Linked DNA regions of Homo sapiens: region 1 is linked to region 2. Evidence: read pairs that join two places in POLR2A ChIA-PET (ENCODE). Cell type or tissue: OCI-LY7. All regions are shown on one strand. Links, peaks and the distances in the headings refer to the core of each region. The heading gives the core; the rest is flanking DNA. Region 1 overlaps EHMT1 (euchromatic histone lysine methyltransferase 1). Region 2 overlaps LOC124902318 (a long non-coding RNA gene).

Region 1 (5,373 bases), core at 119-5,118, 68 kb after region 2:
CCATGTTGGTCAGGCTGGTCTCGAACTCCTGACTTCAGGTGATCTGCCCACCTCGGCCTCCCAAAGTGCTGGGATTACAGGCATGAGCCACTGCGCCTGGCCAAGAAATCTATTAATGGGGTGAGTTACCCAACAATATCTGCTGATAGTATATATATATTTTTTACACATTGTTGAATTCAAATTGCTGATATTTTTGTTTAGATATTTTTTTTCCAGACAGGGTTTCACTCTGTCACCCAGGCTGGAGTACAGTGTTGAGATCTTGGCTCACTGCAACCTCTGCCTGTTGGGTTTAAGTGATCCTTCCACCTCAGCTTCCTGAGTAGCTGGGACTACAGGCACATGCCACAATCCCGAGCTAATTTTTGTATTTTTTGTAGAGATGGAGTCTCTCCATGTTGCCCAGGCTGGTCTTGAACTCCTGGGCTCAAGTGATCTGCTTACCATGGCCTCTCAAAGTGTTGGGATTATAATAGGTGTGAGGCATCGCACCTTGCCTAGAATTTTTCTTTTTTGAGACAGAGTCTCGCTCTGTTGCCCAGGCTGTAGTGTAGTGGCATGATCTCAGCTCACTGCAACCTCCGCCTCCCAGGTTCAAGCAACTCTCCTGCCTCAGTCTCCTGAGTAGCTGGGATTACAGATGCCTGCCACCACACTGGGCTAATTTTTTGTATTTTTAGTAGAGATGGGGTTTCACCGTGTTGGCCCGGCTGGTCTCGAACTCCTGATCTTGTGCTGGGATTACAGGCGTGAGCCACCGCGGCTGGCCTGAATTTTATTTATTTATTTATTTATTTATTTATTTATTTTTGACAGAGTCTTGCTCTGTCACCCAGGCTGGAGTGCAATGGTGCGATCTCTGCTCACTGCAGCCTCTGCCTCCTGGGTTCCAGCGATTCTCCTGCCTCACCCTCTTGGGTAGCTGGGATTACAGGTGCACGCCACCATGCCCGGCTAATTTTTGTACTTTTAGTAGATACAGGGTTTTGCCATGTTGGCCAGGCTGGTCTCGAACTCCTGACCTCAGGCGATCACCTGCCTCGGCCTCCCAAAGTGCTGGGAATACAGGTGTGAGCCACCGCGCCCAGTCCTGGCCTGGAATTTTTAACCTATATTTATTGTATAGATATCCACTCATTTTATTATCTCTTTCCTGTTCCTTTCTTTGAATTTATTTTGTTATTCATTTGTACCTTCTTTAGATGGATTTGCTGTTAGCCTGTTAATTTGGGGACTTTCTTTGAAGCTACAGCCTATGGTTCTTGTTCTGATAGTTGGCTTGAGCAGGAAGAGGCAGTAATGATGGGGTGATGTGGGCCATATGGCTGGTTAGGTGTCGATTCTTGACAAGATCCTGGTTTTTGTTGTGAGTGGTGGGTTAATGGGTGCTGACCAGGTGAAGAGCAGCATGGAGCAGTGGTAGCAGCGTCCTGTGTGCTGGAGTGGACTGCTCAGAATCCTCAGCACACTTGAGGTCCACAGAAGAAAGAAAAAGAAACATAAACTAAATAGTAAGAAAAGGTGCATATTGCAGAGTAAAAGACTTCCCATCTCCGTTTCTGCTCTCAATCTTACTTAAACATGTCACACTATTAATAATTTCTTATAATTCATTCCAAAAAGATGTTTGTGCACATACCAGCATCTTTCTGTTCTCTTACACGAGTCTTGGTATCATAGACACCCTGTTCTGTGATTTCCCATGCGAGCACACCAGCCTTTTCTTACCCTCTGCAAGGGCTTTTGGATATTCCCTTGTAGGGGAATAACAATGTCTATAACTAGCCTTCTGTGGGCGGGACTCAGATCCTCTCACCTGGAGAGAAGGTGGAATGCATGTCCTTGTTCCCTGTGATCTGGGGAACTTTTGCTAGTATATCTGTAGAGTAAGCTACACATATACCATTATTCGTATTATATGTACTGTGTATTATTACTACAAACTAAGTACTATATAGTATATGCATAATAAATTCTGCAAAAATTTATCTTACAGATTATATATTTTACAGATTATATATAAGTAAAATTATACTACCAATAGAGAATTGCTCAACCAAGAGGTATGTACTTTTTTTGTTTCAAGAGATGGAGTTCTCATTGTGTGGCCCAGGCTGGCCTTGGACTCCTGGGCTCAAGTGATCCTGCTGCCCCAGTCTCCCAAGGAGCTGGGACTACAGGTGCATGCCACTGAGCCTGGTGGTGTGTGTTTTTAAAATTTGATAACTATTGCCAAGTTGCCCCCAGAGAGATTTTATTAAATGAGAATTGCCTGTTTAGCCATACTTTTTTTTTTTTTTTTCTTTTGAGACTGAGTCGTGCTCTGTCGCTCAGGCTGGAGTGCAGTGGTGTGATCTCTGCTCACTGCAACCTCAGCCTTTCAAGTAGCTGGGATTACAGGTGCCCTCCACCACACTCGGCTAATTTTTGTATTTTTAGTAGAGACTGGGTTTCACCATGTTGGCCAGGCTGGTCTCGAACTCTGGAGCTCAGGCGATCTGCCCCCTTGGCCTCCCAAAGTGCTGGGATTACAGGCGTGAGCAACTGCGCCTGGCCCGATACTCTCATTGACAGACTTTAATTTTTTTTTTTTTGCCAGTTCAATAAGTGGAAAATGGCGTCTTTGTTGCTTTAAATGTATTTTCAGCTGCATTTGTTTTATTAGTCATATGCATTTATTTCCCTTAGTTTGCCTTCTCTGTTCTTTGTCCATATGGGGGAGGGAGCCGAGGTGGAGGGCAGGATTCTCTTGGGTTTCTGTGTGGGTTGCAGATAGGTTTGTAAATGACCACGCTCTGTTGCCTTAAGATGGATCTGTTGACATTGTGTTTTCTACATTTGAACTTGGAGTCCCATGTCTGGGTTGTTTGCTCTTGGCTGGGCGGAACCTGTGTACTTAAAGAGGAATCACTTGCATTGCTTTTCGGACATGGTGTTTTGTTGGTGCGTCTCCTCCCTGGCTGGTAAGCACAGCTTGCGGGCCTGGCTCTGTTGGACCACCCACTTTGCAACTCTTGGGCAGTCAACACTGATACTGTACTAGAAAGCGTGGGGGAGTTATAGAATAGCATTTATAGAGAAGGATTGGTGTTATTTACTTTCATGTGACCTTAAAAATAGAAAATAATATTTGTGCTTTTATTTTGCAGTTTGCCTGGAACCTGAATACACTATTTTAAAAAATATTCCCTATTTTTATAGAAAAAGGACTTCAAATATTTATTGTTTTGTATTAAGAGCTACAAACAACTTGGTCTTGATTGGAGAGCTGGCATAGGTGTATAAGGGCCTCTCCCTGTAAGAAATTTGGAGCTGGGGTGGGCATAGGAGGTGATGTTTAGGAGCAGCCTGAGTGTGGGGAGACTGCTGTGCTCGAACCTGCGTCGTGCAGGTGCGTCCTGGAGCTACTCCTTGTGGCAGAAGCATTGCCCTGAGACCCAGCCCTGGTATGCTTGGCACTGGGACAGGAGCTCCGGTGGGAGGTGCGCATTGCGAGCTGGTGTTTTCTGTTTGCTTTCCTACCCACTGTCATGTTGTGGGCTCTTGGCCCCAGAGGTAAAATGTCTCTGTGAGTTGAGTTCCTTGTGAGAGGGCTGGTCCCCAGATTCCATGTCTAGGTTTTTGTTAGTATTTTTTCAACAGAGCTAATCCTGAGAGGCCCTACGAGCAGTGATTGCTTTGTGGGATGAGCTGTGTTGATGGTTTCTGTGGAGGGACCCTTCACGTTTTAGGGTGAAAACAATAAATGTCTCGTTAAATGGTTTCCATCTGAGAACACTGATTGTTTTAAAATGGTTGTGAATGCGAGGGTTTAAGCAGCTTCCGAGGAGGCCTGGAGGTGCCTGGGCGGCCGCGTGCAGCTCTGGAATCCTGCCGCTGGGGCAGCCTCCATTTCGTGAGATGGCTCTGGAGCATGCCCAGTGCGTGGAGCTTTCAGAGGGAGCCGCCGAGCTGGGCTACTGTGATTTCTCTGCAGTTGGCCGCAGTCAACAATTGCACTAAGACAGGAGGAAAAAAGTGATGGGGTACAAGCAAGAAACGTGGTATTTGGTACTTTTTTTCTTTTGCTTAATCCCTCTTTCTTTTACATTGGTGCTTCTAGGCTGGGGCCAGGGCCTGCAGAGCAGGGACGCTTGCTGTGATGGTGGGGACACCTCCTTGTCCTCCATGCCGCTTGCCTGCCAAAATAACCCTGTTTTGCTCTCTGGTCACCCACCATGTGCACTTTCTTGGGAGTGGGATGGGAGGTCCCCTCCAACTGAGGGTACTGAGAACAGCTCAGGCCCGTTCCACATTTGCTGGTAGCAGGAGGAACTCTGACCTTTTTCAGTTATGCTGATGATAAACCAGGACTTTTTCCCTTGTTTGAACATTTATAAAGAGCGTGCTTGAACTTTTTTGCTGACTAGCAGTGTTTTCCTGTTTTATTCTCCTACCTGCCCCCATGGCAGCCTCAGTGGTGGAGGGAGTGAGGCTGGGAAGGGATGACACTGCCAGGTGAGCAGGAACCAGGGACCCTGGGACCAGAGGCCAGGCTGTGCAGGGCAAGGGCTGGCCGTGCCACGGTGCAGCTGGCTCTTTGCCATGCAGGCTGCAGAAAAGGAAATCTGTCCGCCTTGGCTGTGAGGATGGCATTGACCACTCATCAGGAGAGCTGGGAACAGAGCCTCCCCCTCGGAGCCTGTGTAGTCCCCGTCCACACGTGTGGGTTGTGTGATGATCCTGTCTGCGTGTTCATTGGGAGACTCCATTTTCCGTGGAATGGTGAGGAGGGTAGAGAGGCAGCAGAGTCTCCACTTGGATTTTCTAAGCAATTCCACAGAAAATAAGACGTTGCTCAAGCAAGTGCTGGGCACATCTTAGGGAGAGACCTAGTGAGGAGGGCTGTGTTTTAATTAATTAATTAATTGTAAATAACAGGATTAGAGCAGATTGGTTCATAGCTGCCTGTTCTAGAACCGTATTCTTCGAACAAAAGGGTGGGGGATGGTAGGCTTCTCTCCTAGCTCTGAGGAAACTCCAGCTCAGCGCACAGCATGAGGAGGACGAGGGAACAATAGGGCGTTCCTTTGTGCCTGCCCTTGAAACGCGGTGGAGGCCACTCAGTGAGCCCGGGCAGTGCCATCGCTCACGTGTCCCCAGCAGCAGTGGCGTCTGTGGGGATGCTGTGCACTGGAAATTGGCACTGTTTTGGGTAGTGGTTCTGAGAGGAACTGTTTAACCAGGTATGCAAATGTGCTGATGCAGGAATGTTTTTGAACACCTGTGATGTAAATTTTAACGGTGGTTAATGTTAGCAGCTCCACCTGGGTTAGCTCAACCCTTAGAGATTATTTGTTCTCATCTCTTTGGAGTTGAAAATGTTGTACT
Region 2 (5,373 bases), core at 230-5,229:
TGAGGAACCATACACCGCGTTGGCCAGTGAGAAGTGCAATGGGGAGAACAAGTCCATCACCATAAGGCAGTCAGAGGCCCTGCTGCAGGGGTGGGCAGAGCCGTCCTCTGAGAAAACAGCATTGGAACTTGCAGTGGAAGGAGACAGAGTGAGCCGTGTGGCTATACAGGGCAGAACATTCTTGGCAGAAGGAACGGCCTGTGCAAAGGCCCTAAGCTGCGACATGTCTGGCATGTTTGAAAATAGAGAGGTGGGGCTGGGTGTGGTGGCTCACTTTGGGAGGCCGGGGTGGGTGGATCACTTGAGGCCAGGAGTTCAACACCAACCTGGCCAACAGGGCAAAACCCTGTCTCTACTAAAAATACAAAAATTAGCCAGGTGTGGTGGCACATGCCTGTAATCCCAGCTACTCGGGAGGCTGAGGCAGGAGAATCGCTTGAACCCAGGAGGCAGAGGTTGCAGTGAGCTGAGATCACTCCACTGCACTCCAACCTGGGCAACAGGGCAAGACTCTGTCATGAAAGAAAATGGATGGCCTGAACCTGGGAGGTGGAGCTTGCAGTGAGCCTAGATCACGCCACTGCACTACAGCCTGGGCGACAGAGCAAGACTTCGTCTCGAAAGAAAATGGAGAGGTGGCCAATGAACTGGCCACTGAGAAGCAGCAGCACATGGGGCGGCGGGAGGGGCGGCAAGTACAGGATGAGCATTCAGATCTGAAATCTGAGATGCTGCAAAATCTGAACCTTGTAAGCACTGACATGACACTCAAAGGAAGTGCTCATTGGAGCATTTTGGATTTTGGATATGGAAAGCGCCATCAGGCAAGTATAATACAAAGAGTCCAAAATCCAAAATCTGAAACACTTCTAGTCCCGAGCATTTTGGATAAGGGACACTCGACCTCTCCTGGTAAGTGGTGATGTTTGGACCTGTGGTGGAGGGGTGTGTATGTCAGGATGGGCCTGGGTATGCTGCAGTAACAACCCCAAGTTCTCAGCGGCTTAGCCAAATAAAAATGTGTTACTTATGCTACATGTTAAGGTTACAAGGCAGTTGAATGTATAAGTAGAATATGTGAGTATAGAGTTCACAGAGATGTCCAGCCTGGGAATATAAGTTTGGCATCATGGCTGAGCGCGGTGGCTCACGCCTGTACTCCCAGCATTTTGGGAGACCGAGGCGGGCAGATCACGAGGTCAGGAGTTCAAGACCAGCTTGGCCAACATGGTGAAACCCTGTCTCTACTAAAAATACAAAAATTAGCCGGATGTGGTGGTGCGCACCTGTATTCCCAGCTACTCGGGAGGCTGAGGCAGGAGAATGACTTGAACCTGGGAGGCAGAGGTTGCAGTGAGCCAAGATCATGCCGTTGCGCTCCAGCCTGGGCAATAGAGTGAGACTCTGTCTCAAAAAAACAAAAAAAAAGTTTGGCATCATTAGCACATTTATTATATTTAAAGCTCTCTTAGAGACAGGTGCAGTGGCTCACACCTGTAATCCCTGCACTTTGGGAGGCTGAGGTTGGTGGATCGCTTGAGCCCAGGAGTTTGAGACCAGGCTGGGCAACATGGCAAGATGCTGTCTCTACAAAAAACAAAAATTAGCCAGGCATAGTGGCCCATGCCTGTAGTCACAGCTACTTGGGAGGCTGGGGTGGAAGGATCACCTGAGCCTGGGGATGTTGAGGATGCAGTGAGCTGTGATGGGGCCACTGCCCTCCAGCCTGGGTGACAGAGTGAGACCCTGAATTTTGGAGGGACACAAGCATTCAAACCATGGCAAAACTCATAAAACTGGATGAGATTACCATGAGGGAAAACGTGGATGTAGAGAGTGCAGCACTATTCACAAGAGCAAAGACATGGAATCAACCTAAATGCTGGCCAGCCCGGTGGCTCAGGCCTGTAATCCCAGCACTTTTGGAGGACGAGGCAGGCAGATCACCTGAGGTCAGGAGTTCGAGACCAGCCTGGCCAACATGGTGAAATCCCATCTCTACTAAAAATACAATTAGCTGGGTGTACTGGCAGTTGCCTGTAATCCCAGGTAGTTGGGAGGCTGAGACAGGAGAATCACTTGAATCCGGGAGGTGGAGGTTGCAGTGAGCCAAGATCATGCCACCACTGCAGTCTAGTCTGGGCTACAGAGTGAGACTCCATCTCAAACAAACAAACAAAAACCTAAATGCCCATCAGTGACAGATTGGATAAAGAAAATGTGGTACAGCCGGGCACAGTGGCTTACGCCTGTAATCCCAGCACTTTGGGCGGCTGAGGCGGGTGGAACACCTGGGGTCAGAAGTACAAGACCAGCCTGGCCAACATGGTGAAACCCCATCTCTACTAAAAATACAAAAATTAGCTGGGCGTGATGGTGTGTGCCTGTAATCCCAGCTACTTGAGAGGCTGAGGCAGGAGAATCGCTTGAGTCCAGGAGGTGGAGGTTGCAGTGAGCCGAGATTGCGCCATTGCACCCCAGCCTGGGCGACAGAGCGAGACTCAGTCTCAAAAAAAAAAAAAAAAAAAAAAAAAGCTGTGGTACATATACACCATGGAATACTATGCAGCTATAAAAAAATGAGAGCATGTCTTTTGTGGGAACATGGATGGAGCTGGAGGCGATCATCCTTAGCAAACTAACACAGGAACAGAAAACCAAATACCACATGTTCTCACTTACATGTGGGAGCTAAATGATGAGAGCTTATGAACACGAAGAAGAAAATAATACTGGGCTTAATGCCTGGATGATGAGATAATATGTACAACAAACCTGGTGACAGGTGTTTACCTATGTAACAAACCTCACATATCCCCAAACCTAAAGTAAAAGTTTAAAGTTAGGCCGGGTGTGGTGGCTCACACCTGTAATCCCAGCACTTTGGGAGGCCGAGGTGGGTGGATCACCTGAGGTCAGGAGTTCAAGACCAGTCTGGCCAACATGGCAGAAACCTGTTTGTAAACCTCTACTAAAAAAACAAAAATTAGGGCCAGGGCGGTGACTCACACCTGTAATCCCAGCACTTTGGGAGGCCGAGGAGGGCGGATCACCTGAGGTCAGGAGTTCGAGACCAGCTTGACCAACATGGAGACACCCCATCTCTACTAAAAATACAAAAATTAACCAGGTGTGCTGGCAGGCACCTGTAATCCCAGCTACTTGGGAGGCTGCAGCATGAGAATCCCTTGAACCCAGAAGTTGCAGTGAGCCAAGATCATGCCACTGCACTCCAGCCTGGGCGACAGAGGAAGATACTATATCCAAAAAAATAATAAAAGTTTACATTCAATAAATAATTTTTTTTTTTTTTTTTTTTTTTTTTGAGATGGAGTCTCGCTCTGTCGCCCAGGCTGGAGTGCAGTGGCGGGATCTCGGCTCACTGCAAGCTCCGCCTCCTGGGTTCACGCCATTCTCCTGCCTCAGCCTCCCAAGTAGCTGGGACTACAGGCGCCCGCCACTACGCCCGGCTAATTTTTTGTATTTTTAGTAGAGACGGGGTTTCACCGTTTTAGCCGGGATGGTCTCGATCTCCTGACCTCGTGATCCGCCCGCCTCGGCCTCCCAAAGTGCTGGGATTACAGGCGTGAGCCACCGCGCCCGGCCAAAATAAAATTTTTAAAAGGATATTTACATCAGTGTAGTATGTGAAGTAAACAAGAAAAAGATAAAACTCACTTTTTAAGTAAAAACAGTCATGTGCTTGAAGTATGTTGTAATCTTTATCAGAAAAGTATGGGAAGTTATTATTATTATTATTATTATTATTATTTTTTGAGACAGAGTCTTGCTGTTGCCTAGGCTGGAGTGCAGTGGTACGCTCTCTGCTCACTGCAAGCTCCGCCTCCTAGGTTCTCACCATTCTCCTGCCTCAGCCTCCGGAGTAGCTGGGACTACAGGTGCCCGCCACTAATTTTTTGTATTTTTAGTAGAGTCGGGGTTTCACCATGTTAGCCAGGATGGTCTTGATCTCCTGACCTCGTGATCCGCCCGCCTCAGCCTCCCAAAGTGCAGGGATTACAGGCATGAGCCACCGCGCCCGGCCGGGAAGTTAATTTTTAGTTTTTAAAAGTTCTATGGTATTTATTGAAGTTTATGTATTATGACTATAACAGCAAAAAATGCACATTACATTTCTTTAAAATGCTAGATTGAGTATCATTTAAAAAAAGAGAAGGGATACTTAATACTATCATACTAAGGGGGAAAGAGATTGGAAAGAAGAGGACTCAGTAGAAAACAAAGATGTGAAGTAGGAGGAAGGCCTGCAAGGCAGCCCCAGCTGCTGCTGGGTCTGGTAAAGTGAAGATTGGGGATGAATCAATGGATTTAGCAACACAGGGGACCCCCGTTACCTTGAGAAGTACAGTGCCAGTGGAGGGGTGAGGGAAGATGTCCAAGGGTGTCGGAAGGAATGAGGGACAGGAGTTGCAGGCTGAGATGGACGGCTCTTCTGCAGCATTTTGCTGAAAAGGAGCAGTGAAGGGAGCTGAGGCTGGAAGAGGGGGGAGGTCAGGAGCACATTCGTGGTGCAGGGGACATGGCACTGATGTTCACCCATGGGGACGATGGTGGAAAGGGATGAGGCATTGGCTGCAGAGGAGAGGGGATGACGAGCTGTGTCGGACAGGGCGGTGCACCTTGGCAGTAGCCAATGTGAAGGTTCTAGAAAGGCTAGTAGGTGTGTTGGTGGGAGTTTGGGGAAGTTCTTTTTTTTCTGGGGTGAAAGGGTCCCCCTCTGTCTCCCAGGCTTTAGTGCGGTGGTGCAAATACGGCTCACTGCAGCCTAGACCTCCTGGGGTCAAGCAATTCTCCTGCCTTGGCCTCCCAAAGCATTGGGATTAGAGGCGTATGACACTGTGCCGGGCCAAGAGAGTTTATTCAGATCATCTTTCTTTTGTTACTTTCACTTTCTCATAAATAACTGAAAGAAGTCAATTGGCCCTTTAAACTCTATGTCAGGAAAGTCAGATCACAGCATGCACTTTCTGTCCGCCACGTTCCACAGGCAATGGTCTTGCTGGAAGGTAAATAGTCTACACTTTCTCCAGCCTGCAATAGCAACTTTCTCATGACCCCTCCTGCTGCATGGTTCCAAAGTCAACGCCATATTTAAAAATTTTTGGGGCCAGGCGCAGTGTTTCACACCTGTTATCCCAGCACTTTGGGAGGCTGAGATGGGCAGATCACCTGAGGTCAGGTGTTCGAGACCAGCTTGACCCACATGGAGAAACCCCATCTCTACTAAAAAAAATACAAAATTGTCAGGGCATGGTGGCTCACGCCTGTAATCCCAGCACTTTGGGAGGCCGAGATGGGGGGATCACAAGGTCAAGAGATCGAGACCATCCTGACTGACATGGTAAAACCCCA

The links. Peaks named below come from ENCODE experiments on the same cell type or tissue, not always from the same donor. Only the 100,000 strongest peaks of a DNase experiment are listed, where the experiment ranks them.
Region 1: POLR2A ChIA-PET joins it to region 2 with 7 read pairs; 5 of 35 experiments call an interaction of 5 or more read pairs at or near these places.

Annotation. Positions count from the first base shown.
Region 1 is chr9:137,662,000-137,667,372 of GRCh38, forward strand. The region is part of intron 1 of EHMT1 (euchromatic histone lysine methyltransferase 1); the gene reads left to right. Among named protein-coding and RNA genes, the nearest start is that of EHMT1, 46 kb to the left of the region's middle. RefSeq lists enhancers at 2,352-2,856, 2,912-3,593, 4,934-5,003. In OCI-LY7, for the core only: no CTCF peak of the experiment used is centred there; DNase peaks (open chromatin) are centred at 2,372 and 2,922; H3K4me3 peaks cover 2,427 bases; H3K27ac peaks cover 4,858 bases.
Region 2 is chr9:137,594,186-137,599,558 of GRCh38, forward strand. The region is part of intron 1 of LOC124902318 (a long non-coding RNA gene); the gene reads right to left. Among named protein-coding and RNA genes, the nearest start is that of ZMYND19, 6.4 kb to the left of the region's middle. In OCI-LY7, for the core only: no CTCF peak of the experiment used is centred there; no DNase peak of the experiment used is centred there.